2 separate regions of the Homo sapiens genome follow, and region 1 is linked to region 2. The links are chromatin loops, found by intact Hi-C in ENCODE. Cell type or tissue: heart right ventricle. All regions are shown on one strand. Links, peaks and the distances in the headings refer to the core of each region. The heading gives the core; the rest is flanking DNA. Region 1 has its middle 230 kb from the start of RXFP2. Region 2 overlaps LOC105370150 (a long non-coding RNA gene).

The links. Peaks named below come from ENCODE experiments on the same cell type or tissue, not always from the same donor. Only the 100,000 strongest peaks of a DNase experiment are listed, where the experiment ranks them.
Region 1: a loop joins it to region 2, with 2.6 times the contacts of the local background. A loop is called at or near these places in 2 of 110 quality-filtered maps.

What each region holds. Positions count from the first base shown.
Region 1 is chr13:31,506,027-31,522,808 of GRCh38, reverse strand. No RefSeq gene overlaps it. Among named protein-coding and RNA genes, the nearest start is that of RXFP2, 230 kb to the left of the region's middle. In heart right ventricle, for the core only: no CTCF peak of the experiment used is centred there; no DNase peak of the experiment used is centred there.
Region 2 is chr13:31,433,338-31,450,119 of GRCh38, reverse strand. It overlaps LOC105370150 (a long non-coding RNA gene), which reads right to left. Exons shown (of 6, transcript XR_941830.1): 2 at 12,334-12,401; 3 at 8,940-9,022; 4 at 6,650-6,755. Among named protein-coding and RNA genes, the nearest start is that of B3GLCT, 240 kb to the right of the region's middle. In heart right ventricle, for the core only: no CTCF peak of the experiment used is centred there; DNase peaks (open chromatin) are centred at 7,809 and 8,132; H3K27ac peaks cover 1,046 bases; H3K27me3 peaks cover 268 bases.

The DNA.
Region 1 (16,782 bases), core at 4,687-12,686, 72 kb before region 2:
TACAGAGGCACTGCTAGGAAATCATGCTGGGGGTTCAACAGCCAAAAACTTTTTCAGGTGAAAAGAGGTGCTTGCTCTGAGCCTGCCTAGGGTGGCCAAGTGCCCATGGGCCATGAGCCTTAGGCAGAGAAATTCAGGAAATCCTCCTGGCCTTCAATCCATGACTACCAACCCTCTCATCTGCCTCTGTCACTCAAAGCTACCAGGGCAGCCCTGATGTCATTTACTCAACATTGTTTAACTATTTACTTAGCAGTCCTATAGTGCCCATTTCTCATGTGCACAGTGCTGGCACACCACTGGATTTATGAGTGAATTAGTAAATTAGTAAATGAATGGTTAGACAACTTACAGACTGGGCCTTGGAGCTCAGAGCTCCAGACCTCGCCCACTTCTTCTGGCCTGGAAAGGTTTCTATTTTGGGTCTCATTTCCTCTGCCTGGAAGCAAGAGGTGATAAATTAATTCCTGCTAATATTCTAGCTTGCTAATTTGTTACTCCTTTCAGATATCTTACGGTCTTAATTCAGTTCAAACCTCCCAGGCGTATTTGGCGAGAGGAATATTTTGGGTCTGGAGGGCCTGTTTGTGCCCCTCGGAGGACACTATGGACACAGTGCTCCTGGGGAATTACAGCTGTCTAAAGTTCTCTTTGGTAGAGACGAATTCAAGATACCTCAGCTGCCCTTGATACAAGTGCAAAATACTGCCTCAGAGGAGAAAAAATATTTACAGTAGTCAGAATTCTAAAAATAACAACTATGCGAACATACAGAGACTGTCTTAGAATGTACCCAATATAGAAAGAATCATTGAGGAGGTACTGTGCTTTGCAGCCCGTGGTCAGCTGCACTATCTGGTAGAGCAATAGCCTCCAAATAACAAACTTCTCATTTCCTCCTCTGTTGTCTGTTGCCTTTGTGTTTTTCCCTCTCTCTCCTTTGTAAGACAAACACCTTTTAACTCTGTATCTCAATACTTTCTGGATTCAGGCTGTGGAGTAGCTGTCAGAAGGAGGCAGCTCACTGTGAGCTTGTAAAATATTTTAGAAATTACCCTCAACACACAATAACTGTAGCAAGTTTAATGTGGCAGGAGGTTGGGTAAACTAGGGCAGACTGCCATCCCATTTGCTGTGTGTGTATGTGTGTGACTAAACATCCAGAAGCTGTCTTAGCAAAAGGAATCAGGAGCATAAAACATGACCAGCCCTGCTTGTGCTGCAACCAAAAGGCATGTCATAGGGATGTCAATAAATTATATGCTGAGGACAAAGCAACACACACAGAAATTAAACTTGTTGCCCCCTTCAAGGAGGAGGAGCAAAGCTTTCTGATGATGCTACAGATGGTCCAGTGAGACATATCTCATACCTTTTTAACTAAGCAGTGTTGGCACAAATCCACTCCAAAGAATTAACATTTCAACAGGCTCATCTGATGGTAACAAAATCAGAGATCAATGAAAGTTTATCCAAATTCACTAACAAAAACAAGATACCATTGTATTTTCCTACTAATCACCCGTGAGAATTAACACATTTCTCCCCTTTTTAATGCCAATATATGTTTTGAATAATATTCTCCATTCTAAATAGCACACATGTGCTAAAGAACGCAAATTCAGCAGTGAAGATTAAACTTGATGCAGAAAATAAGAACAAGGTGAGAAATGCAGTTTATCATGACATTCATTTATTTTCCTATTTTGTTAAACTAAAAAAGCACTGCACAGGGAGCATATTTAAGCAATGATCTTGCTAGAGATCATTTTGGAACCCACTTTTTAAAGCCCTCTAAATTTCTTAAGATTCATAAGGCAACAGGGATGATATTACATATGTGATGTTATGTCTCTATCAAGAAAGAGCAATGATTAGCAAATACAAAAGAACTGTGTATAGTTGTGTTTTTAAGAGTATTTATTAGTTAGCACGGAAAAGACCATATGTCTTTTGGCAGGAGGTGAGATAATAATTAAAGAGTCAACTCAAGTAACTGGAGAAAAAAAGTAAAAACAAAAACAAAACTGGAAAAGAGAAATTAAAATTTTAAGTTGAAAAGAATTAGAAAACTGAAAATAGTGAAATACATAGAACCAGAAACTGATTTTTAAAAAATCTTCTTAAAATAATAAAATTTCTAGCAAACAATAACAAACACAAACACAACAGCAAACAAAATTTAAGAGATGAGAAAACAAAACCAATCCAGAGATGATGAACAGAAAACAAATGGAGATTCTGTGGTTAAATTTTCCAAGCCATGGGCAATAGTGTACGTGCATATTAAATAAAGAGATTAAAACCCAAGCTGATCTGTTATATCAGTGGAGCCGGTAGCCCTGATATAAGGCATGTCTAGAATTCTCTCCAAGGAGTAGAGTCTCTAAATATGGTAAATAAATAAAGGTCTGTACGTTTCCATAGTCCTCTGCAAAAGGAGAAGTTGCAGAATACTTTCTAATGCCCTCTGATGTTTTACACTTTATAAAATATTTTTGAGTATATTGTGTTATTTTATATTTAAAACAAAACAAACAAAACCCTAAGGCGTAGGTGTTATTATCACCCTCACATTTTATAGTTGAACAGTCATGAAAACTCAGGGTCAAAAAGAAGACGTCAATTTCCCAAAGACACACGGCTGGTAAATGGTATGGGCAGGACTTGGGTCAAAGTTCTTGCTATCTGCTTTGGGAATAGACCACATTCCTCCCCTGCCTTGCTCCAGTGTCACCTGGAGAGCAATTTACAAACCTCAGTTGCAAGGATTTTTTTTTTATTACAGAGTAAAGTGTGTGTACTCTTAATAGTCTATAAATTAAGCAGATGGTTGAACATGGAACAAGAGAAAAGTTATTTCCAGAGAGAAACTACTTAATATAGTTTGCAGAGGCAGGATCTTTAATAAAGGATAGGTCCTCAGAAAAGCACTAATCAAGCTGATTGGTAAGGGGCAGTGAAGCAACATCAGGCCCCAAATCCTTCAGAAAATGTGTGGCAAAAGCTTGACCCCAAGTGTCAGCATTTCAAGTTCTTAGGGGATGGCGAAGGGCTTAAGAATTGATTTAGCATTTATTGAGGTGACCACAGGACCCCTACGTTGCCTGGATTTTTTAACCATTCATTAATCTGGAACAGTAAAACAACAACTATTTGGTGGTGCTGGGCCTCATGAGCATAGGAGAGCCCTATCACCATGGCCTTAGGAAAACCCTTAGCAAAGAGGAAGGATGGTGTTACATTTCCACTGCAGCTGTGAGCAGAAAATAGGAGGATATATGACTGACAAGTTTAGTGAAACAAGAAGGCTTTCAAAGACATACAAAAAAAAAAAAAAAAGAAGAAGAAGAAGAAGAAGAAGAAGAAGTCCAGATTTGGAAATGCCAGCAGCAGAGCTGGGGAAGAGAGGCATCAATCACCAGCATCCGTGGCCAGCCAGTCAGCTGAGCCAAAGGAGAAGGCAACGGTCTCTCTGGACCTTTCTGTTTTGTTGGGGGAAGGAGTTGTTGCAGAAAGTAACTGAGAAGACACTAGAGGGTTAAAGGATTTCTGGAGTGTGTAGTCCATGTATAAGTTCACTTCACATGGTCACATGAAACCAAAGCAGATGACCAAAGACCTCCCCGAGCACTGATTAGTTACAACAGTGCAGGGGGAAAAACTAAAGTTTAAAAAATTGAATGTTTTCTTTTGATAAAAATTTCAGGATGTTAGAGAAGAAAATTGTACTGACTGTCAAAAACTTTTCCAAATATAGCTCCAAGTGCTGAGCAAGCTGCAGGGTGCAGTTAGTTTAAGCCACTCAGAAAGTGAATTAGCTTTAAACTTCATAGGTCAAGAGGAAACCTTTATTTCATGTCAACTGAGATGTTCGTGAGAGTAATGAACATGATGGAAACTGTAGCTGAGATTGAGCCATGTGTGGAATGTTAACAGGACCAGAGCGAGGGCAAGCAGCCCGGTTCCTGTAAAGGCATGCAACCAAAATCCTTTGTATTTTCCTCAATACGTTCCATTTTCCCCTTAACTTTGGTACTTTGGTCTGGTAAGTGTGGGAGCCATTATGCAATTAGCTTGTCAGTGGCCTAATGTTTCCATATAAGTTAATTCAACTGTTATAACAAAGCATATTTCTTTGGGGGAGTGGCAAGCAAGATGTATGAGTATGCTCCCTTCCTCATGTAGCTTCCCAGCTTTCCTCAGATTCCACTGATCCAATTCCTTCTGAGTCTTTCGGCTACATGTTGGCTACATCTCCACTCGGGTAAAATAGCTAAAGTCATTCCCCAAAGCTGGTTCCTACCACAGAGGATGCATCAAGAAAGGGCAATTTCTCCCATTGGTTATTTAATTCTGCTGATGGGTTTAGCTTCTTCACTTTCATATCTTATTTCAGCCAGATTTTTGAAAACTGTGAGAAAAATAATACGAAAAGCAAATATATAGGATAATAATCTCAGTGGTAGTTTGCTTAACATTTTCTGTAACATAATAAACCTTAAAAATGGATTCAAGTAGAAAACCTGGATAGACCAATAAATACGAAGGGATTCAGAAAATCATCAAAGAAAGTACAAGCAAAAGGCCCTGGGCGCAGAGGATTTCATGGTCTTTAAGCTTTCAAGGGACAGATGATTCCCTTTAAATTCTAAGTATAGGAAAAAAAACCAGATAATTTTCCAAAAGTAGGACAATCTTTATTATAAAAAAAAGAAAAGTATAGGCCAAGCTTATTTATTAATTTATATATACAAAATTCTAAACATATGACTAAAAAATAAAATTAGAGAATATATTAAAATAATAATCTGCCATGATCAAGAAGATTTTAGGAAGACTAAAATACATTAATATTAAGAAAGCTAATGAAATAAAGCATCACCTTGATACACCAAAAAAGAAGAAAAAAAAGAATCATCTCATAGATGTCAAAAAGGCATTCAATATCATTTTTACCATTGCTGACTTAAATGATTTATTTTATTATTATTTTATTTATCTATCTATTTATTTATTTATTTATTTATTTATTTATTTATTTATTTATTTATTTTTTGAGAAGAAGTCTTGCTCTGTAGCCCAGGCTAGCATGCAGTGATATCATCTCAGCTCACTGCAACTTTCGCCTGTTGGGTTCAAGCGAATCTCCTGCCTCAGCCTTCCAAGTAGCTGGGATTACAGGCATGTGTCACCATGGCCGAATTTTGTAGTTTTAGTAGAGGTGGGGTTTCGCCATGTTAGTCAAGTTGGTCTCGAACTCCTGATGTGAGGTAATTCTCCTGCCTCGGTCTCCCAAAGTGCTAGGATTACAGGCAAGAGCCACCACGCCTGGCCTTAAGTGATTTATTTTAAATATAATTTTGGAAGTGTGTTAGCTATCTATTGCTGCATAGTAAATTACCCCCAAATTAGCAGTTTAAAACAATAAGCGTTTATTATCTCACAGATATTTTGTAAGTTAGGAATTCAGGAGTGGCTTCGCTGGATGAATCTGACTCAAGGTCTTTTATGAGTTTGCAATCAAAATATCAACCAGGGAAGCAGTCATCTGAAGGCTACAATGGGGCCAGAGTAACTGCTTCCAAGCTGACTTACTCATATAGCTAGCAAGTTAGAGCTGGCTGTTTGATGGGAGGCCTCAGTTTCTCACCATTATAGGGCTGCTTGAGTGTTTTCACAACATGGCAGCTGGCTTTTCCCCCTGAGTGAGTAATCAGGGGAAAATTTCCAGGCAGAGACTGCAATGTCTTTTATGAACCAGCCCCAGAAGTCACCAAACTTTATGTCCATAATATTGTTACATACGTCAGCCTTATTCACTATGAGAGGAGACTACACAAAAGTGTGACTACCAGAAGGTAAGAATCATTATAGACATTTTGGAGGCTGAGTATCTCTGACAGATTCTCATATAATACAAATAACATCTATCTTAAGCCATAGACAACATCATACTTAAAATAGAAATGCTAGAGAAAGTTCCAGTAAAATTGAGAGTAAAATCAAGATGCCTACTATAATCTTATTATTCAACATGTTCTAGAAGTTTTAGCTGATACAAGACACAAAACAGGCTGGGCACAGTGGCTCACACCTGTAATCCCAGCACTTTGGGAGGCTGAGGCAGTTAGATCACTTGAGTCCAGGAGTTTGAGACCAGCCTAAGCAATGTGGTGAAACTCCATCTCTATAAAAAATACAAAAAATTATCTAGATATGGTAGCATGTGCCTGTAGTCTCAGCTACTTGGGAGGCTGAGGTGGGAGGATCGCTTGAGCCTCGGAGGTTGAGGCTGCAGTGAGCTGATCGTGCCACTGCACTCTAGCCTTGGTGACAGAGAGAGACCCTGTCTCAAAAAAAAATAAAAAATAAATCAAAAGACACAAAACAGAAATTAGAGGTAAATTTATTGAAAGAAAAGCTTCCAATGATTTGCAAACCATATAATTATATAAGAAATCTCACTTATGCCAACAGTAACCAGGTGGAAAATGCCATTTACTATAGCAACAAAAATCACCAAGAAACCAAAACGATCCTAAGCAATAACAAAAGTGCACTTTACTGAGAGGTCTGAGAAACTAGTAACTGTAGAGGTGCATCATGTTCCTTGATGAGCAGATGTTACAAAAACATCAATTCCTTCCAAAATAATGTATAAGTTTATTATGGTTTCAAGAGGGATCCCAATAGCCTTTTAAAAATTGTTGATAAGGGATATTTTTAAAAGTAATGATAGGTTAACAAATAGGTAAAAAACCTACGTACATTTTGAAAAAGAAGAGGAAGGCTAGGGAAGTCATCTTGCCAGATACTAAAATATACTTAAAAAAATGCAGTTGCCAAGCCTGGTACAGATGCAAAAATAGATAAGTCAATGCCACAAGTAAACAGTACAGGAATAACCCAACATACATGAATTTAAAATAATTTAAATCTTTAGGCAGTTTATTATACATATAAGGATTCCAAATAACATCACAAATTGGAGAGGAAATGAAAGATTGTTAAAAATATAATACTGGATTCATTGGTTAGATGTAAAAAAAAAAATTGGCCTGAAAAATATTGTGAAATATGAAAGGAAATAGAGAACATTTAGTACTAGAAATGGAATATCTCCATTCTGGGAGTAGGATAAGACCAAATTTCAAAAGAAAGATACAACATTCCCACTTTCAAATCTTTCCAAATTCTGACCCATTCTTTCTGATGTGTAGAAAACGAATATGCCTGATGTTGGGTTTTCTCCACCATTTCCAAAGTCTCTCCTTATGAGATCATTTTAATTTTAATCAAGTTTTCAGAAAAACTCATGCTGCATTTGGACAGGGCCTGATTCCAGGAAATGGGACAATTTATTTTAATCTCATCAGTTTCACTTACAAAAATTTGGAAATCTAGTTCAGCCTTTCAAATTTAAACTTCCACAAAGTGTAAATTTACTCTACCACCAAAGTCAACCTTTGCTTGTTTTGTCTCTACTTAAAGTGGTTTAAAAAAAGAGAATGGTTGGGGCTTGAAGGCACTAAATGTCAGCTTTATTTTGGTTTTTCATTTGTTTGTTTTTAATATATGGAAATATCTACTACCGAAAGACTTAGAATGGATAGATTGATGATGATGATGATGATGATGATGATGATAATGATGATAGATGATAGATAGATAGATTATAGATAGATAGATAGATAGATAGATAGATAGATAGATAGATAGATAGACAGATATAGATAGGTAAATAGACAGACAAATCAGCCATAAGAAAATGATGCTTGTTAATAGTCTTGAAAGCAAGACTTACTGTGAGGAAGGAATTACTGCTTGGGGCTTTAACTTCCTGTATGGAAAGCAATTATTCTCACTGTATATCAGAGAAAAGATTATAGTTGATTTGAAAATAAACACAGTTTCATGTGAACCCAGAACAGAAACATTCAGTAACAAGGTGATGGGTTGATCTGAGTTGAGTGAATTATTCTAGCTTGTGACTTGGTAACACTGAGTGAAACTCCCCCAGGGTTCCAGCTGCCTGAGTTTCCTATCCAAATCTCATTCCCACCCCCGAACCCAGATCTCGGCTCCCCTTCATTTTCTAAGGCTCTTTTCTATCTTCATTTTGCATCAGAATCACCTAGGGCATCTCTCAAAAATACAGAGTCCCCGGTATGAGCTAACAGGCTCCCCCAAATGATTGTAACATGGACAAAGGTTGAAAATCACTTTTCTGACTCCCTGTTTATTCCAACTCTTCCTGGACCCTTTTTTCTCCTATTCGACATACCACCAATATCTCTGGTTTTAGAATACTGAATTCAATAACTACATATTTGTAAAGTGTTTTCTTTCTTTTACCTGTTTTGTTGGAATGTATCTCTCCTATTATATTTTTTGGAATGATATGCTCATATTCCTGAAATTGTTGTGGTTCTCAGTAAGTGGATTATTCTGTTCAGCATCTATGCTTTCTGTAAAGTCATATACCAAAATGGCTGATACTTATATACATTTATTATGTACCAAGCACTGTCTAAACACTTTATCTAAATTCCTTCAATCATCACAACATCTTGCAGTTAGGCACTATTATTACACCCCTGTTTTCAAACGAGGAACTTGGGACACAGATAAGTTAATTAATTCATCCAAGGTCACACAGCAGAGCCACCTTCGAGCCTAAGTTTTCCAGCTCTTATTTGCAATATCATTCTGCCTCTCTGCTCTGTATTTTGTATCTTTATTCAAACTTTTTCAAAGCACAAAACACAGCAAAGTAAATAGCTTCACCAATGAAGACAGAATTAAAAGGCTTCCATCTTCTTGGTTTCTGAACAAACTGTAACATGGCTTGTTTTTCTTTTGTCCACAAACAGGCAAATCAGTTAAGATTAAGAGATAGAGAAATGATATAATTGTCAACCACTTGGGGCTTCTGGCAGAAATTAAAGGTCCCCTCAACTTCTAACAGTCCTGCACTGTGGCCAGAGGTGGCTTTGGTGGTGAAGGTTTGCACAGTAGATAGTTTAATGTGTCATTGTTTTCAACCATTGTTTTTTTAAGTATCAAATTATTCTAGTCGTGTATTACAGACTCTTTATCCTATGTGTAGAAAGGAAAAAAAGAGAAGAAAACAATGACCCAAACCCAAATATACATAAATACCTGCATTCGTCTCTTCTCTCAGTAAACATTTAATCAGCATTAACTACCTACTGGCCATTGTGTTGGATGCTTATAGGAATACAAACAAATATGTAGGAGACACCTCTGATCACCGATGCTCCGAAATACTGACTGATTTCATGCAACAATTCAAAATCCACAGAAGCTGAGTCCCACTGCTTGCCCAGAATGGTGCAAGGTGCTTTTCACTGATTCATGGGAGTCCTCCGAGCTGCTTGGTCTTATGGACAGTAGGACAGGATAGAACATCCTCCAAGTGACAGACTAAGAAAGGCTGATGATAAAGACATTGCTGGAATTGAAGTTAGATGCAATGAAAATTCATCAAAATCTTTTAGGCAGAAACAAAACTATTCCTATTAACGTTTAAATTAAATTAGTATCTAGAGATAAACTATCCTTCCACTGTACTCTTCATTAGAAATAAGAGAGAGAAACTCTACCAGTAATTAGTGATAATTGCTTATACTAAGCTATATGAGTGCAATTATGTTTATTACATTAACTTTACTCTAAGTACACATATGGAAAATGCTGCTGCTTTATGCTATTCATCAGGCATTAATACTCAAGTTATAGGCTTGATAGCTGAAAAGAAAAAACTAGCACCCTGAGGCTTAGCTTTGCTAAACTTAAAACCCACCTATCTATAGCTAATATCTCCACAAGGTTTTTCTTTCATTTATTTATTTGTTAAATATTTATTCTATAAGACTTCGGTGCCCTTGACATGCTTTTAAATATTTTCCTTTTTCCTGCTTTTGCCTTAGTACTATTTGCAGTTATAAAACAATTTCATACAATGAAAGCCCTTTTTCCTATAAATGAGTAACTGCTATATTTCCTAATCCCTCTTTAATTAAGGACTAAAACTATAGCTTGAATTATAAGATCATAAAATGAGAAATAACCTTTTAGTAACTTAGTATATACAGAATAATGAGCAAATGTTTTATACTTTTTGAAAGTGACCCCAGAAACCCACTTAAATCAACATGAGAGATGCTTTCCTGAATTTCTGATTAATGTCGCACTTATCTCTGGAGACAAAGATACTAGTGATTAATAAAACAGACAGCAAAGTTGTATCTTTTTTTAAAGTTCTGGCAACTTACCATTTTCAAATGCTGAAATTCATCTGAGGATTAATGATGAAGAAGGTTTGTGAGGCAGTTTTAGCTTGCACATTTTGCAGGGTAGAATTAACGAGAGAAGAACTAATCTCCAAAATGGGAGAAAGGAGTCAAAAACAGAAAGATCATAAATTCACTGAGGCCCGTGTACTTAGTTTCCAGAATGGCCCAACATCTGGGATTTTCCTGTCATTGGCTGGGATTTATTGGAGTTTAACAGTTGGAGCATAAATTATGTCACATCATTTAGATTATACCAGTGATGCATTTTGTATTCATTCATCAAACTTCAAATATCACTGCAAACCCACAAAAGCTGTTCCCAGCCTTGCCAGACCACAGCCATTTTGCAGCAGGATGTCTGATATTGCACACAGTGTATGTCCTTGTCTTATACACTCTGTGACCACAGAAACCAAAAGATAAAATAATAATGAATTTTAATCCTCACCTTTCCTATCAAAGGTCTATAATGCATGAGTCTTCTAGGAACTAGGTTGGCTATCGCAAGCTTATAAAAATGCATGAGCAGGAAATTTACCAAAATGAGGAAGTAAACTTCCTTAGAGGGGCTTATATTATAAAGTTTGGTGAAAAATTTGCTCAAATGGAAAGAAGTTTAAAATACGTGTTGAGTGTGGGACGATAGTGATAGCCTGAGCTTTGTTAAATGGTATATTTGTATCTGGAGAAGGCTTTTAAGGGTATAATCCTTAATAGAGCTGGGCTACAAATATGGAAAATTTCTGGGGCTCCTCCAACTATACCGTGATCCCACCATCTTGGTCTCGTCATATGTCACTCATGCCCAGATTTGGGCCACTGTTTCCTTCCTGCCTCCAGTTTATCATTTATGTGGCCATCCTACAGCCTGCTGTGAGGCAAGTATTTCTAAAATACCATTTATTAAATAGGCAGTGGCTCCCCCTTTTTTATCATAGATCCCCAACTGGTCTTTCAAAGTTTTCGTTATCTTCCCTGCTCCACAAGCATGTGTCTCCGTATTCCTCCCAGGGGAAAACCATCTACTCAGTCAGCTAATTTGCAGTGTGTGTACATCATGCCATACTGAATTCCTGCATCTGTCTGTGCCTGTGCAAATGCTGTTACCTCAACCTGGAAGATGACATCTTCTTCCAGCCTCCTATTTCCAGCCTTCCCTTATGGTACAGCGCAACTTCTTAGGATGTTTGCATCTCAGCTGTTCTTTTCTCTCTCCCAACTCCTGCTGCCTTCCAGCACAAGCCTAAACACCCAACCTTCTTAATGCTTCACGTGACTTAATTGTTTGTTACTCCTGTAGAGCAAGAACTGTGTCTGACATATCCTTTGTGTCTCTCAGCATAAGTACGATGCTGAGAACAGAGAAAATGTAAAATGCTTGTTGATTAAAGCCCATATCTAATACATCACATCCTTTACTTTACAAACTATTACTTTTGAAATTTCACATTCTATAAAGAATTCAATCACTTCTAATCAATTCTGTATGTACTGTATTCTATAAAAACATTTCTGTTGACGGGGTGCAGTGGCTCACGCCTGTAATCCCAGCACTTTGGGAGGCTGAGGCAGGCCAATCACAAAGTCAAGAGATCGAGACCATCCTGGCCAACATGGTGAAACCCCGTCTCTACTAAAAATATAAAAATTAGCTGGGCGTGGTGGTGCGTGCCTGTAGTCCCAGCTACTTGGGAGGCTGAAACAGGAGAATTGCTTGAACCCGGGAAGCGGAAGTTGCAGTGAGCTGAGATCACACCACTGCATTCCAGCCTGGCAACAGAGCAAGACTCCATCTCAAAAAAAAAAAAAAAATCTAAAAGAAAGACAGCTTTCATTTGTGAAGATGGCCCAGGTGCCATCATATGGATGTCCCCAAATCCTCCAGCCTTACAGAATCACCTTCTTCTTCAACATTTATATTGCAATAGCTCAGCACCATTCCATAAATGTTGGGAAACAGCATCACCACCGAAGTGTCCAGGGATTCTAGAGAAGATTATATTTCTCTAAGTCGTATCTTACTCTTATTCCTTGCCTCTGTAGAATGTCCCATTTCATACGTATTTCCCGTCTTACTGGTTTTGCTTTTCATCTTGTACTAACCTAAATAAACATAGTTTCCCCTTCTTGATTCTCACAGATACTGTTACATGCGATAGTTTTATGTAGAGGTATTTAATTTAACATTTTGTAGAGAGAAGGCAGGAAAGTAGTAACATCACAAAGCATAGGAGATGATTTGAAATTCGGTCTCAGCCTTAGACACCTCTGAGTCATTCTCCCAATTTCCATCATTCCTGCCTGGGGGGATTTCTCACTGACTTTCTTCTTCCATCCCCTGACTGCCCACCAGCTTGCTGTCCCTCTCTCTGTCTTCACATTTCCTTCTTAACAAGCTGCTCCCTGGTGCTTTACAATCCTATGGTCCCCCACACCCTACCTTACTGTGCAGAGCAGTTCGTAAGCCACCCAGACCACTTTCCCTTTCTACAATGAGAAGGTTGTTAATCAGCATGTTCAGTCAACACTGTCCTCTCATTGCGATGAATTCTGCCATCAGCTTGAAAATATTGTGTTACCTTAATACATAAATAATTCACCAATCCTTAATAATTTAAGGGGAAAATTAATATATATGTTATATAATTTTGCTGATGCTTTCTTCTGTGCTTTTCATCATTTTAGGTGCCTGGATCTAATAGGCAACTACTTATTTGCAGAGTTATATTAGATTGTTGAGTCAAATTTTCATTTATATAATGTTCCACATTTTCCCTTAAGCTTGAATTTTCTTGATAATTAACACATGGATTCTCTCCAACTTTCAAATGCACTGCATAGCAAAAACTTAACTTTAAAGTATTTATTACAAGATGTTATCTGCAAAAGATGCTTGGTAGTGGGGTTTGGTTTGTCTTGGTCCATCCCAGTCATTAAAGCGGTGGATAGTTCTTCATTTTATAATGTAGATATTTCTTTGACTAATCAGAAAGACTTGGTAGGTAGGTGAAGGAAGAGGAAGGAAAAGATATTATACACTATTAATCAGGAGGTATGGTAGAACCCTTCCAAGTAAAGTGCAAGATGACAACCTCAGTCACTACATACTGAGATTTTCAGGGTTGGAGGACAAAATCAGATAGTAGAGGGATTTGGGAAAGCTGCCAGGAAATAACGGCAGTGAGACATGAAGCAGAAGATTCCAGAGCTAGCTGCCAGAATCAAGCTGGAGCAGGCCATTGAGGTATAGAGGTTGAAATCTCACTAACATTTGCAGGGCCCAAGACTAGGGTACAGGGGCAAGCCTTCACCGTTGGTCTATATACTTAAAAGCTGCAATAAATCAAACTGGCAAACTACAAAATAAAAGATGTTTTATTGTCTTAGCTTAATAAGTATACCTTCCTAATGACTTAGAAGACCATATTTGAATTTAAAATTCTCATACTTCTCAGAGTTCTACATTAACATGTGGACGTGCAGAGAGAACTGGTCCAGGCTCCCAGCTCCCCAAAACGTCTCTCTCTCTTCTTTCCCCAGCTCAGGCCAGAAGGGAAAATGGGCTTGTACATGCCTGGGAATAACCCAGCCTCATATCCAAATGCCATCCATACCCTCTATAAGTAGCTACTCCTTGGCTGTCTGGGCCTACAGGTACACACACAAGTAATATCTGCCTCAGGACAACACATCCAGAGAAGGGGCCCACCCAGGCTTTGAAAGGTGGCTTGGAGCTGTTTGAACAGGGGATTCTGAGGTGCTGGGTTCCTGGAGCACAGTGTAGAAGGGGGTCATGTCTCCTCGACCCTGAGCTCTCCTTGCCCTTTGAGAGTGGAGCACAGCAGGAGAAAGCCAGAACAGGAGGGCTAGGCCTAGGGCTAGAGCCCCTCTTGCCCAAATTTAATGGCAGTATAAATTTTCTACCTAGCCAAAAAGCCTAGTTGAGTCAAAGAAACTGAGCATCAGGGTGGAAGGCAGATGTCCCAGGTAAATCACCTGGAAGATAACCTGAAACCAGCCACCTCTATTGTTCCCCTCCAACTGGTTACAGTCAGCTATATTCCAGTTAATCTTTAGTGTGCAGAAGGAGTGTGACAGCTTTCAGAATCCATCACTCATTCCTTATCCCCCAAAACCTGTCTCTTGCATGATTCTTACTGAGTCCTCCACCAAAATAGTGCCATTCATCGTGCTTCCTCAGCAGGGCTTGAGAACACGCAATGGCAAGAATCACCTGCAGAGAGTGAAGAAATGGTCTACAAGATGTATGCCAGGTTGACACCTGAGCAGGATCTACAGGATGCATGGGCTTTCTCTGGAGAGCGTCTGAAATTACTGGGGGAAGAACTACAAAGGCCGATCTCCCTGTCATGCAAGAAGGAGGCTCAATAAATGCCAGTTTGGCATTAAAGGGAAGGATGTCTTTAGGCATCTCAGGACAGTACCAATTGTTGGAACAACAGGAACTCCCATACACTCCTGGTCGGGGTATAAATTGCTCCAGCTGTTTTAGAAAGCAGTCTGGTGTTGTTTAATAAAGTAGAACACACAGATTCTCTAGAACTCATCAATTACACTCCTGGTATACATACGTGCACCAAGGACATGTACAAGAATGCTCATAGCAGCAAGACTAACAAGTATCATTCAACAAGAGATTGGATATCTAATACCATTCAACAAGAGATTGGATAAATCGATCTTGGCATAACCATGAACAAAATACTATATAGTGGTAAAAATGAATGAACTACTGCAACATAAACATCATGGCTATATCTTACAAACATACTATTGTGTGAAAGAAGTCAGGCACAAAAGAATACATATTATAACTTCAATTTATATAGAGTTCGAAAACAAGCAAAACTAAATTATATCAGCAGAGGTTAGAAGAGTTGGAAATAGCTGGGCTTGGTGGCTCATGCCTGTAATCCTAAGGCCAAGGTGGGAGGATCAATTCAGCCCAGGAATTTGAGATCAGCCTGGACAACATAGTGAGATCCCATATGTACAAAAATAAAAATAAAATAAAATAAATTAACCAAGCATAACAGAACATGCTTTAGTCCTAGCTACTTGAGAGGCTGGGACAGGAGGATCACTTGAGACAGGAGTTCAAGGTTACAGTGAGCTATGATCACACCACTGCACTCCAGCCTGGGCAACCAAGTGAGACTTTGTCTCAAAAGAAAATAAAAAATAAAAAGAGTTAGAAATAATTTGGGAATACAATCTCATGCAAAATAACATTTTTTTTTTGTACATTCTCAGTTTTGATCATGAATTTAGCTCACTTTTTCTCATTTCCCTTCTATAGTAGCAGAAAAGCAGTTGTTCAAAGGAGCAAATAATGAATCTACTTTTCCACCCAAATGAAGGTCATATGTTAGAAACAGAAACTTGGAAAAGAAACACAGCAAACCGTGGTGTCTTTTAAAAGTTAAAATCAACACAATCAGGAAAATTTGGTGAAACTCCATAGCAAAGAAAGCTATCTGCTTTCCCCTGGCTCTTTTCTTTTCAGGGTGTTGATTGTCTTTCCTGTTGGGTTTGATTTTACTATAAAAAATTTCAAAACATGAAACTGGATCTCTGGGAAAGAGACAACATCAAGAAAACAAGAGACCAGGGTGCTTCCTCCTGTACCTGCCTCCCAGTAATGTGTAATTTTTCTCAAGAAAATTAACAACTTCAATTTGAACTTGAAACTAATTAAAAGCCCTTTGGAAAATCAGGATGGATTTCCTCTCTTCCTGGAACAGAGATGCACCAGCAAACAGGCTTTTCAAGGAAGGAATTGCTGAGAGTGAAAAGCCAAAGGCCACCGGCCAGTGTGAGCAAGAAGAAATTTGGGAGGCAGGAAACTGAAAGCAGCAATTCTATTATCATGGGCAAATGAATCCATCAGAGAGTATCAGGGAAAAGGAGGTGACAGCATTTTAAATTGTTCTAGTGAGCCATAATCTGTTACATCATGTTCCCCATCCACATCTTTGCCTATAGATGTGAATATCCTTTCCTCAGTATAGAAATGGAATAGATTCAAAATGGAAATGGAAAGAGAAGGCAGTTTTAAGATCCGCTAGGATTTGGAGCCAGTATGTAGTGATTGTGTAAATTTGCTGATAACTGGGCAGGCAAATAAATGGGAAACAGCTGAGCATTCCAGAGTACAATGTATTTGGGTTTTCATTGGGTTTTAATCCTCACTCTACCGTTTAGCTGTGTAACCTCGGTTACTTAACCTTTCAACTTACAGATGGTTTCTTCATCTGTAAAATAGAAATATTAGTACCTACCAGACAGGGTAATTGTGAGAATTAAATTATGAAAAGCACTCAGTGTAGATGCTGGCACATGACAAATATTCAGCATATATTAGCCATTTGCTAGATCATGCAATATGTATCAGATATCATCAGTCTTTTTTTAAGATATGATCAATCTTAAAAGCAAA
Region 2 (16,782 bases), core at 3,724-11,723:
TTCTGTAAAGCGGGTAAGCATTAGTCATTATGCCAATAGTGTCCAACAAAATGGTTACATGGCTATAAATATAAATACAGATATAGATGAAAATGCATAGAAGAAATAAAAGATCTGGAATCATATACAAAGAACTGATAACACTGGTTAACTCTAGGAAGAGAGCCAGTACTGAAAGTGGAGGGCTGAGAAACACTAGCTTAATCCATAATGTCTAAGTTTTTCACAAAGACAATTTAGTCCTATATTACTTTAAAATACTTGAGTGGGAGATCTCATAGATACTAACGATTTTCAAGTAGATATGTGTGTTTACTAATGATGGAAAGATTTCTAAGCCTGTTTTTGCTAGACTGTAACATATTTAAATAGATGAAATAGTTAGTGTTGATTTTATACAAAACAAACAAGCAAACAAAAAAATCTCCAAGATAATTGTACAAAAATTTCACTGAAGTATCTGACTATTTCAGGTCTCTTAGAATAGATAATTCAATATATAACTTTTGTAATAAATCTTCCCCAATGCTAATATCTGATTTTATAGCTTCTGGGTGCTTGGAATCGAAAAAGAAATTGATTTGAAAATTCCAGTATTAAAATAATGATACTCCAGAGGAAAAAGTAAGCAGACCGTGTCTCATTAATGTTGTTACTTTGCAGCAGTTTGGTTTTATCTCAGCATTTATTCCAAGGCTTTGTTAGTTGCTATAAGGCAAAGCATTTTCTAAAGACTCTAAATCAAAAGAATTTTCTAAAGACTTTGAGATGTCATCACAGAGGAAGATATTGGAATTTCATGTAACATGACCCTCATTCTTTCAACATATATTTTAATAATTACTTTTGAGAACATTTGCAAGCAGATATTTATATATGAGCATAACAAGTACAAGTCTGTTCAAATGCATCCAAGAGCATTTGTGCTTCCTCCCATTCAGAAAAGACAGTATTCTTATAAGTGTCAGAGTTTTATATAGTCTGTCAGTAAAAAAAGTATTTCTCAATAATCTAGTTACCACATGATGTTCTCCTGCATTACTTAATTAATTCTAAAAAGTAATTCTTTATATTCTTTTTTTAATAGCCTTCTTTTGTCCATTAATTTTCTCTCAACAGACCCAGAAACTGAATTGACCAGGATGAGCACAAGGACCATCTTCTGTTCTATTTTTTAGCATGGAAGAATGTATTTATCTTTTTATTTCCAAGATGAGATCTAGAGAAAATGTTAATTGATTCTTTTTGGCAATACGTGAGAAGTGGTAAAAGTATCATTCTAAAAACATGAGATAGCAAACAGTGCTAAAAAGAAGAATTAGAAAACATTAAAGTCCAATTTTCCAAAATGACATATTATGAAAGGGACAAGAAACAGGAACAAAGAAATCCATCAACCTGATGAGAAAGATTTCATTAAATGTCATAATATTCAAATGAAGCAAGCAGTAAGAATTTAAGGCATCACTGAAAAAAACTAAGCATCATGGATGTAAAATGGAGTTGTGAAGAGGAAAATGGAAGATATTAAGAAAATTAACAAATTGCTGTTTTTAGTGGGTTGCAGCACTTAGATAAGGAAAAGTAACATGGAAAAGAAATCTGTTTTTAGATCTTGATTGTATGAATTTTGTAACCTGAGTCAGGTGCTATGAAGGATCAGTCAGCTAAAACTCTTAAGGGGAAAATTACCTTCTTCCCTATAGGAAGCCTTGGTCATCCAATCGGAGAATTGGGTTCTATTTTGACATTGTATTGGTATTTGGGGTAATGCCGAAAAACAGACAAATTCTGAGAACAAAATCTGAACCATTCCAGACACAGATTGTTCCGAGCCTGGGCTTGGCCCAAAGCATCTCATTGTTGCTGTTTGGGTTTCGCATAGCCAGACGTTTTAAGACCTCTGACCTATTTCTCTGAACACAAACGCTTATGATTTCCAATTTCCCTCCTTTATTTTAGACTGACTGCAATGGCCATGCCTCATTTTGAGTGGGTCTTAACTTACTTTTAAAACTCTTGGAGAGAAACATAAAACTGAACCCAAACATTGAAGCCACATGTGCAGACCACCCAGCACCCCTCAACCCCATTCCCATGAGCCTGCGTCCACCCCAGCAATCCATGAGCATTCCAGTTCTTCCTGGGCAGGGAGGCAATATTCATTCAAAATTCCAGAAGGTGATTAGCTAGGCATGGTGGTGCACACCTGTAGTCCCAGCTACTGAGGAGGCTGATGTGCAAGGATCACTTGAGCTCAGGAAATCCAGGCTATGGTGAGCCATGATTGTGCCACTGCACTCTTAGCCTGAAAGACAAAGCAAGACTCTGTCTCAAAAAAAGAAAAAAGAAAAATCCACAACAACATTCAAAAATGAATCTCAACACTATCTGGTTTCTGCTGAAATAAGGTGGCTGCTCATGAGAGCTGTTTTAACTCACAAGAGTTTCAGCACATACAAACAATTATTGCTATGACACCGAGGTTGAGAAAAACGAAGCTGGCTGTTAACATTTTTCTCTAAATCCATCCCAATGACGTTAAAGGTTCCTTTTTTTTTCCTGTGCCCCCCCAGATGATCTTGACTTGACAGACATGATCCCAACAGCACTTAGCTATGTGCACAAGTCTTTTATCTCTGTTACAGCCTTCTCATTTTAATCATCAAAAGAGGCCATCAACCAACATTCTGCTTGTGGTTATAAACATGAGACAAATAAAATAAAAAGTGCTTGGCATGTCATCATCCCACTTTTGTATTACTGAATGCACTTTAAACTATGTCTTTGTGGAGGACAGTGTGGCAATTCCTCAAAGATGTAAACCAGAAATACCATTTGACCCAGCAATCCCATTACACCCAAAGGAATATAAATCTTTCTATTATAAAGGTACATGTACAAGTATGTTTATTGCAGCACTATTCACAATAGCAAAGACATGGAATCAATCCAAATGCCCATCAATGATAGACTGGAGAAAGGAGATGTTGTACTTATACACCGTAGAATACTAGCCAGCCATAAAAAGGAGTGAGATCATGTCCTTTGCAGGGACATGGATGGAGCTGGAAGCCATCATCCTCAGCAAACTAACACAGGAACAGAAAACCAACACCACATGTTCTCACTTACAAGTGGAAGCCAAACAATGAGAACACATAGACACAGGGAGGGGAACGTCACACCCTGGGGTCTTTCGGGGGACAGGGGTAGAGAGAGCATCAGGATTGATAGCTAATGTATGCAGGGCTTAATAACTAGGTGATGGGTTGATAGGCGCAGCAAACCACCATGGCACACGTTTACCTAAATAACAAACCTGCACATCCTGCACATGTATCCCAGAACTAAATAAAAATAAAGTAAAATAAAATGAATATCTCTTGAGCACAATGTCCACGGGCCCTTTCTGATCAGGAAGGAATTACTCTTAAGCTTTTCTCTTGTCCAATGACTTGCACAGCATCTACCCTGCTCTGGGGTCCACTCATCTTAGACTTTCCAGAAGAGTGTCTGTTTTAAATACCGTGTCCTTCCATTGCCTTAAGACATTGGATGTAAAATGTCCCCACCCTTCCCAGGATGCTCTTGGACCAAACTATCTATACATGGGTTAGGGAAATGTTTGGTGTAGGCACTATTTTCTCACAAGTCTTCATAATTAGCTTTCCTATCTATCACTATAGTGATCTAGGGCATCCCAGGATATCTGGTATCCCAGGGAATCAAGCTTTCAGCCAAGGTTTTACCCTTGAAAAAATGGGCATCACTCAACCATTTCAACAGTGAACTCAAGGATAGCCCATTACCAGAAGAATCCCATCACACTCACCCTCACCGCCAATCACAAATATTCTCAGAGTACAGAGGCTGGTATAAAATATCTTTTCACTGGGTCACTTCTCAGACATGCAGAGGCCTTCTCAGATGAGCATCCATAAGTTCCTCTCCCTTGGTTTCCTTTCTTCCTTTCTTTTTCTACTCTCTGTCCACCCCTAGAACCTCCTTTGTTGCTGGTCCTGTGTCTGAGCCCTTGGAAACCCATTCCTAGTTTCATTCAAGGAGGAGATGGTGAGTTCTTACCCTCTTTAAAGCAGAACACTTTCAAGACAAACAAATCTCTCTCATGCATAACATGGATGCATTATTCTGCTGCAAAAGTCCCTCCTGGGCAAGGTGAAGAAACATCAAAATATAGGTGGTCCAGGGGAAAGAAAAGCCCATTCTATCACAGTTCAATAACAAGAATTTAAAGAGACAAAAATTTAAGATATAAAAATATTTTGTTTTGCTAGGAGTGGTGGCTCATGCCTGTCATCCCAGCACTTTTGGAGGCCAAGGCAGGCAGATCACCTGAGGTCAGGAGTTCGAGACCAGCCTGGCCAAACATGCTGAAACCTCATCTCTACTAAAAATACAAAAATAAGCTGGGCGTGTTGGCGTGCACTTATAATCCCAGCTACTCAGGAGGCTGAGGCAGGAGAATCACTTGAACCCATGAGGCAGAGGTTGCAGTGAGCCGATATCACACCATTGTACTCCAGCCTGGGCAACAAGAGCGAAATACCATCTCAAAAAAAACAAAAAACTTAAAATATTTTGTTTCTAAGAAACTACTCTCTCTCTATATATATATACATACATACACACATATACATATACATATACATATATGTGTGTATATATACGTATGCATATATGTCATGATGCTTAAAGTTGAGACAGTGTCTATTAAGATAAGCATAGTTAATATCATTGAGTGCTCTCTTTGTGCCAGATTCTAAGTGTTTTATTTCTATTATATTATTTAATCCTCAAAACGACCCAAAGTAGTAGATGTTATGGTTGCCATTTTGCAGCTGGAGAAACAAACTGGAAAGTTCAAGTTGCTTGATTACAGTCAGACCACGCCTTCTGATTTGGGTTCAGAAGATGATGGGCACTGTCTGCATTATAGTTCTTTGAGTGTGACAGTTAATCCTTGATTAAATCGAAAGCATCTGGAAGTCGAAAAGCTTCATACCACCTCTCCCCGCTGCTCCACTAGAACTTAGAACAATGACCCACATACATGAGGAACTGACAAACATTTGTGAAATGCATGAAGCCACAGCAGAATTCTGCATAAGTTAAAAATTAAATTTTGCAGAAATAGTATCACATTTTTGCAGTTATATCCAAGTGTTCACACTTTGAGGTCACACATATAGTAATAAGTGAGATATAGTGATGACAGGAACATAGTTCAAAAGGGAACAAAAAACTTTAGCCAGAATCAACAAAATAAATGTCTTCCTGCACCAGAAATGGAACAGAGATGCAAAGTGGTGAGGTGGCTGAGACCAGGAGCCCAGGAGGCCCTGAGTCTGGAAGCAGGCAGTGGCTACCAAGAGATAATGTTCTGTTGGGTAAAGGGGACTAGGAGTTCTCCATCAAACACAGGGCAAGGGCCAGGCTCGCAGTTTGAAGGCAGGAGCTGAGGAGGGGCTCTCCCTAATCATGAAAAGAAACTAAAGAAGGAAAAACTAGCACGACAAATGTCCCCTAGAGAGATGGTTTTGGAGAGCAGCTCTTAGTTTCATCAGAATGCGATAGTAAACCATGTTGCCAGCTGGCCAAGTGAGAGGATCTTCCATCTCCAACATCACAGTGGAACAGGCATCTGAAACTATCATCTGAAACAACAGCTAGGGAAAATGCTCTGAATCCTCTTAATCCCAGAGGCTCAGAGGGCCAGGAGGAAGCAATTGCAAATCTGCTAGTCTGAGAGAGAGAGACAGATGCATTATGCAATCTAATACAAAAAGAGACAGCCAAGAAAATCAACCATCAAAATATGAATTTACTCCAGACTTAATTTTTAGAATTTTTTGGCAAAACCTTCAAATATGTAGGCTAAATGTGTTCAAAAAGATAAACGAGGCATAACTTCTTTTAACAAGAAAAAGACTGCATAAAACACAAACAAGGAGAAATGAAACAAGTACAAGTAGCACCGAAAAAGAACCTACTATAAATGTGGAAATGAAAGATATAATAATAAAAATTAAAATAAAGTACACTCGATAAATTAGTACAGAGTTGAAGAAAGGTGAATGAGTTGGACAGTATTTAGAAGGATCAAGCCTGCTTTTCAGTTCACATCAGGAAGAAAACACCAAATAGGTCTTGCTTTCTTTTTTTCCAAAAACAGTCTACTACAAGCGAGGGGGTGCTTTGGGGCTGCTTAAGCTCCCACAACCTTCGTTCAGCAACCATCTTTGATTAAGAAAATTAAAGAATAAATGCGTCCTGTGTTCTGTGCGGTAAGTATTGGCTATTCAGTTGCTGTAAAAGTACAAGTAGCCCCTCTTTGCTATAAGAGTTTTAAACCAGTGAGAAGAAGTGACTTTCCCATTTCACTCTTCTCACACCCATTTTGGGGATCAGAGACAGGAGACAGGGGCAGAGCCTCTGGGCTGGGGGCTGCCTCCCTGAGCAAGTCACTCCTGTGTTCCAGTGGGAGCGTATGGTGTGAGGGGCCCAACCTGGACATCTCTTCAATCCCAAGATGGATAAAAACAAATCTCTCAGTGAAGGATCATTCATGCCTATTGCCAGGAGTTACAGAGGAATAAGCGTGAGATTTAAAAGAGGTTTTTATTACCTTGTCTGAAGAGAGAGCTGGTGCTGCTGGGTTTTCTGCATTCCAACCTCTGAAAGAAGGGTTGTGTGTGTGACTCTGTGAGGTGGCCCCATTCCTGAGAGAGTCTCTAGGTACATGGGAAATAAGATGCATTGGAAATGGCACTCATCTGGGACACTCTAGAGCTGTTGTCTCTGCTGAAGGAGCCACCCTCCACCTGACTGGGAGGGCTCCTAGCTAGGGATGGTGTATCACACCTGCGACAGTTCCCCTTAAAGATGCTCTCCACTCAGACACAGGAGGCAGGCTGAGGAACTGAGGGGCACTAGGAGACTTGGGGTTGCAGAATGGAACATGTACATTGGATTTTCTTTCAATTTATTTAGTCTTAAAAAAAAAAACAAACCATGCCATGGACAGTTTGCTTGGTATTTGAAAGCTTGATGCTCGCCATCACTGAGGATTTGAGCAAAGTGAATATTCCCTGAAGTTTTTTAATGAATAGGCATTAAAAAAAAAAAGCTATATAAGAAACAATGGAGCCATGAAAGCAGATTGAGGCAGATGAGCCATTTTATTTGGAGGATCCTCTGAGCAGTGATTGCCTTGAATAGTTTTGCCTGTACCTTGACCTCAGCTGGTCTCACGGTGAACCGTGAGCCCTCACTTCCTCCTAGCTTCTCCATGGGGCCAAATCCAAAGTGTGTACGTTGGACCTGTAACCACCCCTGCCTATCCCTGCTGCACATCTGGCCTGCTGCTCACCACCTCTGTGGTCAAGGCTTCCTTCTGCCCTTTACAAGCTTTTACCTCTCCAGAAAATTCTACCGTCACTCTATCTTGCTTAACAGTGTCTTTTTATATTTTCCTGTGTTATTTATTTTGCTTAGTTTCCATAGAAACATAGGACTGGAGGATACTGTGGGGATTATCTACACCTACATCTTACGGATGAGAAAACTGAGGCCCAGGGAGATGGAGTTAGATTTTGTTTTGAGTGAGCCATGGGGGAAAAGAAGGATCTGTATAAAAGGACCTGGCTCCTCTCAGAGAGCTGGCTGTGTTTCTAGAACTTTGCGTCAATGAGTTTCTCAGGGTAGCAGGTTATTCCTGCATCCCCAGAGCTCCCCAGAAGCCCAGCACCAGAGCTCATTCTGAGAGTATCTGCACTCCCTCTGGGATCGGCTGACCCTGCTTCTGACCCTTTTAGACTCTTGGCGTGGTCTGGACAAGCAGGCTTCTTTCCCCAGCTTCCTGGCAACCATGATGTCATCCAGAATGTTCTCTCTCCAGCCTGACCTCATTTCCATCTTGCTGCCTCTCTCTAATGCTGCCACTCTCCTTGCCATGGAATTTGCTGGCGGGCCCATCAGCAGGGTGCCTCCTTCTGCCCCTCCTAAGTGTCTTTGGTGCCCTCGTGCCCATGAGCAGGAGTCTGTTACGAGGCTGCATTTGGACCAGCCCCCAGTGGAGTCTCACTGTTTTGTTCCCAGCTCCACAGGGAGGGCAATGTGACCCATCCACACCTGCACACAGTGCCTGCCAAGGCATGACGTGCTGAGGAAGACGTTTGCAAATTTGAAGGCTGATGAGGATAAGGTTCTCGGAGAGTTCCTGCTGTACATCTGTGGCCTAGGGCTTCTCCTTATGGAGAATAAAGTGAGTCAAATTCAATTGGCCTTAGAATTATAGAAGGTTAGAGCTGAGTCTTAAGAGATCATCTAGATGAGAGAGAGTCCACCAGGGATCAAATTTCATGTCCACACAAATCACCATAGGTGGTTGTTTAAAATTCAGATTTTTGGGTCCTACCCAGAGAGATTAGGAATTTAGTTGGTCCACAGTAGAGGCAAGGAAAAGGACTTTTTAATAAGCATAAGTGGTTCAGATTTGGAACCCCTCGAAGGTGCAAATAAGGAAGGCAAGAGCCGGGTCCGCAGTGTCCACTGCCTGTCGGTCCCCACTCAGGTGATGAAGGCTGTGGCTCCCCAGTCTCTGCAGAGGGGAGCCTCTGATCTTGCACCTCTGCGTGACCTGGTCTTCCTTTTGTTTCTAGAACTCTCCCTTCTGTGTGTCCCACCCTGGATCCTCCAGAGGCAGGCTGTGCTCCCAGAAAGGTACCCAGAGGAAAACACAAAGGTATGAGGGAGGGCAGCACAGAAAGGAAACTGAATGAGCAGTGAATGCAGCTTCAAAACTACTTCACGATTTTGCCAAGGGAAATTGCTCAGCCTGAACATCCAGGTAATTGGGTTGAAAAACAGTCATCAAGCCATCTGCCAGCCAATTAAATGTGTGGTCAGTCACTCACCTGATGAAACACCAAACAAAAATGTCTGCTTTAGCTGTTCCTTCCTCCTCCGTCCTCATCCTCCCCACTTCTTGCTTATTTTACTTCCCGATGGATGATGTGAGAAACCAAGTCAGAAAGAGAGATTAAAACAAAAGTTGCATTGTTTATCAATGTTAAACTTGTTTAACTTATTTTGTCAGAGTTTTTCCATGTGACATTGTGCAAAGACAAATATGTAAATGTGTGACCTGGTTCCTAAAGCTCACCAGGAGTGAGGCGACAGGACAGAAACCCAGAGGGGCACCAAAGATTGGGTGCTGCATACACAGAGAGTACAAAGGGAGGGGGGCATTAACCATTTTCTAGTAGAGATGCCTTTTAAGAAGATTTCATCGGCCGGGCATGGTGGCTCACACCTGTAATCCCTGCACTTTGGGAGGCCGAGGTGGGTGGATCACCTGAGGTCAGAAGTTCAAGACCAGCATGGCCAACATGATGAAATCCCATCTCTACTAAAAATACAAAAAATTAGACAGGCATGATGGCGGGCGCCCATAATCCCAGCTACTCAGGAGGCTGAGGCAGAAGAACCACTTGAACCCAGGAGGCAAAGGTTGTAATGAGCTGAGATCACGCCACTGCACTCCAGCCTGGGCAACAAGAGTGAATCTCTGTCTCAAAAAAAAAAAAAAAAGAGTTATTTTATCCTTTGAAGTTCCTCTTAAAGAGCCATTCGACTCTTTTGCGCCTAGTGTGCAACTTCAAATTATTTCTTCTTGCAGTTTTCTCAGTGCTTGCCAAGACCTCACAGATGAGAGGATGTTTTATACCTTCAGTGTGAGTTTTGTTCCATTCACAGACATTAATCACCAAGTGCCAAGAAGGGGCTGATATATGGCACACAACAACCAGCATAAATTACATTTTAAGGCACTCAGATAAGAGCAAAGTCAACATCTCCATGTACCACCTCAAATTCCTTTTGGAATTAGATGGTGGTATAAATCTCAAGTTATAAATAAATGAGACATTTCTGTACTGTGTTATACTAACATCATAAAAACAAACCACTCTTTTCCTCTTCTGAGTGTGCCTGAATTTGAACCAGGAGTAAAAATAGTTAAATAAACACAAAAGTTTGTTAAATGAAAGTGAATTTAAAATAAGAATTTAAAAATCATGAAATGCAAGTGGTCATCACACATTGTGGCTACTTAAGATCCCAAATCACATGGTGACAAAGATGGTCTTGGGCAAATGATCCTCTTCCTCTTCTTCCTCTGTTGGGTAATAGTTCACATGTGGATGACTTACTTAAAATGCTAAGGTTATGGGGGGATCACGACTATAAAAGTTATCTGGTTAAGAAAAAACAATGGTGGAAGTTTGATGATAAAATATGAGAAGTGACCGTTTGTGGGCCTGGAAAATCTCACACATACATGTCTTTTGTGAGCTCATTTGAGCATCAGTTCTCAAGATGTGCTAGAAGGAGCTCTGAACCACCCTGCTGCTGAAGTAGAAGTGAGGCTCACAGCCATCACTCAGAAGATGCTAAACAAACCTTGATGAAATAAAGATGTTACATAAGATAGTAACATCTGCATCTATTTATAGTTTATGGACACACAGAACACATGCCATGCACAAGGTACCTCTAGATTTTATGAAGAACTTTTGGGGAAAAATTAAGTACTTTTCATCAAACAGAAGGATTGAAAGTGATTTTATTGTGGCTTTACTGGAGAAATACTACGTTACTCATAAAAAATATGGTATATTACTTATTAGAACCAATACAAAAATCATAATCACCAATATTCCAACATTTTGGGCAAAAGGTATAAAATCATAGGAATAGAAAGAAGTATATTGATATCAATAAATATAAAATGCAGCAAATTTACTGATGTATACAATCCTACATCTTTTATATGATACTATAAATGCAAATAACAATCTTGCTTTTCAGAAAATGCGGGTACCTAAAAAGCCAGTCATGCTATAAAACACGTGTAAATGGATTGTTACATTAGTGCCCTGGACGAAGTAAATATATAAGTAAAAATTGAAAGAAGCAAGTAGCAAGATATGATAAATTTGAAATTAATTTATATGGAGCTGAAGTACACATGAACAAAAAATAATAACTGATAGAAAGCTTTAAACTAAATAATAAATTTGAAAGAATTCCAATATCATGTTTATGCAGGCAGCAAAACCAAGTACTTCCCTGACTGTGAGTAAACAATAAGAAATAAGGGAAAACATCATGAATTCTAATAGACACTGCGTTGAATCTGTTGTTATTGTAGCGATTCCATTGGTTGTAACTCATAGCTTATGCTAAGGCAAATTTACACCCCAGAGGTTAGTGAAATAATCCCAAATCTGCTTCTTCTTATCAGCTGCGTGACTTGGGTTTGTTATTTCTTCCCATGGGTGCCAGGCTCCGCTGTAAGGAGCAGCAACATCACTATTATCCTGTTGTCCACCCCTCTCCACCTCCTCGAACCTTGGGGGCCTGGCTTGACAACTGGAGCAAGAACCCATTGGATAGAGGGAAAACCTTTTATATTTGGGGAAGAAGCAATATATATCATAACCCAACAAGTACAGTTCATGTGTAGAACTATAATAATGGCTGATATAGGAAAGATACGTTTTGTTAATCATTTTAATTGCCTCTTTAGCAACAAGGCTCTTGAATATTCAGTGGCCAATAAGCCAAATGTTTTAGTCAAATACCTGAAGATTATACTAACACATGGCAGCTGGCTTAATGTGCTGACCAGAAGGGACGAGGACCCTGATTGGTTTTTCTATTAGGGCAGTTTTAGACCTGGGAGCTGAAAGCACTGGGGGAAGTGACTGTAAAGAGATATAACACGTGACATCGTAGAGAGAAGGGGTGGCCCATGCGGACTAGGAGCCTGTGGTCCAGGATGTGAACAACCATGTACTGAACAGTGCTTACAAGCAAAAGGACCTAACAGCAATCATTAGAAAAGCTGCCTTCATTAGATCACTAAATGTTCTGAGAGGCAGCTATGCTCAACTCCTCAGGAATTCATTTAGCTGGTGTAGCCTCAGGCCACACTTTCTTTATGAGAAGCAGGCAAATAACTGTGATTCAAATTGATAGCAGGGAATTTACAAAGCACTAATCACAAAAACACAAACACATTTCAGGAGCACAATTGTGTCTGTGAGCCTTCAGCACACAAGCTATTCAATCTGTATCTACATCTGAGTCTGTAACTATGAACTGAGCACTAGATACTTATATTCCCAAGGGCTAATTATGATCAAATGGTCCATTTAATCTACTCTGTCTCATAAGACAAGGAAATGTACACTTTAGAAAGCTTCCCATTAAAAATAAATTACAAAATTTAAAAGGTTAACTAACCTTTAGGTATCTGGGTAAACTTGGCCATCCAGAAACTCTTATTCCCAAGCACTCTGGATTGGGGAATCCTTTAAATAAAACAACATGTAGATTGATTTGGATTATACGTAAATATTGTTTCCTTTTTAAAAATTATGTACCATGTTTCATTTTTTTAACCTATCCATATACCATGAGTGTACATTTTGATGGTCAGTTGAGTTTTTGAACTTGGCATAAATTTCATCTTCTTTTTTTAATGAAACTCTTTTCCTTGTTTTAGTCTCTTTCTTCTCTTTCTCTGTCCCTTTCCTTTCAGAAGCTGTATTCACAGTGATGACAAAATGACGATCTGCTGAATGTTCTTTATTACAATCCACAATATGCTTATTGTTTCCCTGAGAAGAAAAATAAGAGAATCCCCAGTATGAGGGGAGACTGTCCCCAAAAAGGGTCTCAGCCATTTTCTGCTGCTCTCTAAACTCCAATCCTGGAATTTGAGCTTGAAGAGGTCATACACATCCTACCTTTCTTATTTTGTAGGTAAGGAAATTATGACCCCCAAATGTACCTTCCTCCAACATCACACTGCTGGCTAGCAGCAGTAAGGCGTCATATCATTTTCCCTAGCTGTTGTCCAGTGCTTGTCCCATTACGTAAACATGTTTCCCTCCACTTCCTTTCTTACTGATGATAATGTCCACTTAAGGCTATCATTTGCTTATTTTGGAAGATGGGACTAAAGTGGGTGATGGGAGGAGAGCTATATGGATATTGCTTGTCTGTTTTCTGTAATATGATGAAAGGGTGTGAACATTTCAAATAAAATAATTATACTGTTAGCAGCAGTAAATCCATATGGGTTTGCAGCAGTCTCAATTCTTGTCTCCTCAGAAGAAAGAATTCGACCGAGAGGCATAAGGCAGAGGAAAAGACCGAGGCAAGTTTTAGAGCAGGTGTGAAAGTGTATTAAAAGCTTTCAAGCAGGAAAAAAAAAGGAAAGAAAGTATACTTGTAAGAGGGCCAAGCAGTCAACTTGAAGGACAAGTGTGTGGTTTGACCTTTGACTTGTGATCAAAAGACCTCCTCTGCTGTCTTGCATTCCTTCTTCCCTAATTCTTCCCTTGGCTGTGGGCTGTTTGACGAGCAGTGACCTACTGGCAGTTGGGAGGTGAGCAAGTGCAGTGTGTTTACGGAGTTGTACACATGCTCACTTGAGGCATTCTTCCCGTACCAGTCAAATGTCAATGGAACATCATAGACCAGTTAAACTCCGTCATTTTACCTCTTAATGCACATGCTGGAGCCCACTGCCCAACTCCTGAGATCTTATCAGGAAACTGCTGATCACTAGTTTCAGGTTTTTTTCTATCATAGGAAAACTGCCTTTCCCTGGCACTGACTGTGACAAATTATTATTTTAGAGAGACAATTAACAACAGCCAGACCATCACCTGATGTCGCCTGACATTCCTGGGGCAGGGTGGGAGAGCCCTCTCCTGTCTTGCTCATGCCAGACTAGCTACTTACTATAACAATACCTCCTCGAGGAAAAAGCCCCCAAATAAATATAAGGTATTAATAAGAACCAGAGAGGGTTTGATTGATCACAGCATGAATTAATATCTAGATATGAAATGCAGAAATACATGCATTCAGAAATAATCTCCTTTCCTTCCAGAACACTCAGATTGACCAGGAACAGAATTTAAACATCTACAGTCTCTCTGTGGCTATGATTATAATTATGAACATTCCCAACAGTGTTGTAGATATGTAAGTGATATACTGAGGAATTTCTTTTTCAGAAAGTATATAAAGGCATCTATCATAGTTTTTTCTTCAGATCTGAAACAATTAGTAGACACGCACAGGTTATTTTTTTTCCCATCCCGTGAGCCAGGATGCCAGGGCATATATCTGGTCAGCCACATCTCAGGGGTTCTGCTTCAATTTTCCCAGGTTTTCTTCTGTGTCCCCCAGTGGTCCCTGGAAGCTCCCCACCTCTTGGCAAGAATACAACATTGCCAGGAAGGTGCCAGGGCGGTTGGTTAATCATTGGTCCAAAGAACTTCCTGCAGCTTGCAGGGATCTTCCCCATCGAAACCCTCCAAGGTAGGTAACAAACTCCTGCAATTGACATGCAATGCAAGTCAGGGCCAGCCAAAATTACAACCCGGCAAGAGTCACTTCTAGCATATTCTATGCCCTTTGCCCCATGGTGACTTAGTGATTTTCAGTATTCCCACTTTTATAGAGCAAGTTTTAAGGGGTCTGTGAAGTTACTTTAGCTAAATTAGATATTATAAGTAAAAATTAGTGGTTCAACTCAAAACATGTTTGTATGAAAGAAATAACTGAGCAGTAATTTGGGCATAGAAAGAAACTTAAGAACTATCTACATTCACACCAAAATCCACATAGAAAGGCCTGCCTAAATGCAAAAATACTTTTGGGCTTATGAAAAAACTGAGGTGGAAAAAAAAAAGCTTTTCTCAGGAGAAAGACAGCATTAGTTATTTTTTAAAAGGCAATTTTGCTAAGTTGAAAATCCATGAAGTCAATGAACTATCACTTTCTGAGTTCAAAAAGTGAGACTTTTACTTGCTTAATTATCCTTGCACTCAGTGCCTTTAGACTAAAAATGATGATTTTTTAACACTTAAAAAATCCACTTCTTTCTCAAAGACCTAAATCTTTGCATCTCCTCTTCATGCCGTCTATAAGTACTTAAAATTTTTTTATTTCCTTTTCCAAAAGCCTTAAAGAAAATAAAGATCTAACAATTAGGGTCTTAAGTTAAAATCTGATAATTTTTTTATTCATCAAATTTCTGCATCCCTAACTGCAGCAAATTGAGCGTCTTCAATAACTCTGAACAGCTTTTGACAATTTGAGAGAAAAGGTTGCTGATTAATCTACTGAGTCATTGACTTGGACTGGGCGACACTAGGAACTTGAGGAAGACGTGACATTGATAAGTCCGGGAGGTAACATTGATAAGGCCAGGAGGCAGGGAAATACCGGGTAGAAGAGGGCAGAGTTCCTGACGAGGGCTCCACCCTTAAACCTAGACCCGTGGCCCAAAGTGAGAACTATCCCTGTTTTCCTGGCCAAATGTTGCCTTTTGGCCCATCCCGTCCCCTATTCTGTACCCATGAGAACCCCAGACCCCAGACTCAGCAGTCATACACACAGAAGAGAGAAGTGTCTGAACATCAAGAGGAGAAGAAACAGCTGGATGTCGGAGACTGTGGTCGGAGAGGAGTTCAGCTAGGGATGGCTGGACTCCAGGGGAAGATTGTCTTCCCACTCCACCCGCTTTCCAGTTCCCCTTTCTGCTGAGAGCCACTTCCACCACTCAATAAAGTCCTCCACATTCACCACCCTTCAATTATTTCTTGTAACCTGATTCTTTCTCAATACCAGACAAGAACTAGGGTACCAAGAGGGCAGGGTATAAAAGGCTGTCCCTGCTGACCCTTCGCTGAGCTGGTTAATACTTAGCTGTCCAGACTGCACCCAGAGCAGCAATCCTGCCCACCCCCCACACGCCCTTCACTATCTAAATAAGTATCTTCCCATTTTTCAACAAATATTTGTTGATCAATTATTATATACCAGGCACTGTTTAAGCTTCCCACCTTCACAGAATGCACATTTAAATAGGGGGGAGAGAGAGAGTGTGACAATGATATCTCATTACCTCCAGAGTTCAGCGCTACAAGTAAAAAGAAAATAAGATGTTGTAAAGACAGAGTGACTCTTCACTGGGTATCAAAAGGGCTAATGAGGGAAGGCCCCTCGGGCTGTTTCAGATCCCGTGCTGGCTGCCTTTCCTCTGCTGTGCCACAGCTCAGAAGCCAGGTCTGAATTCCTGTCACAAGAAACCGAACAGCTTTTTTAAAGAATATTGTGAAATATGCAAGAATATGCGAGCGTGTACACTTAGCATGTAAACACTGGAGAACAAAAGAAAGCTGAAAAATAAATATCTATTTTAACAAAACTGTTTGGTGAAGTTTTTAAAAATCGCTCCAAAATATAAGGGTCTTGATTTTGCCCCCTTTCACCCTAAGGGCCAGGAAGGCAGCTAAAAAGTTACCAGGGGAGGTTTGTCAGATGTTCAAAATCTCCAGAATAATGCTACCATCCCCTTCTGCCCCTGAAAGACACAGAGTCCTGGGAAGAGACAAGATGGGTGTAGTTTAAGGGGAAAGGGTGTCAGAGGGACCATTAGAGACTTGGCAGGATCCAGTTACAGCCTCACCTGGAGACCACATTGTCTCCCCCTTTGGACTTCTGAAAACTCCAGAGAGCTACAGCTCCCAAAGAAGGAAAGGGTGTTTCCTTTTGTTATTGGAGTCAGATGATGAAAATGTGTTTCTAATTTGTTCCAACCATTGCTGTGTTTCCAATCCTATGTTATGCTTGATATTGATTTTTTGTAATCCTTATTTTTTTCCTTTT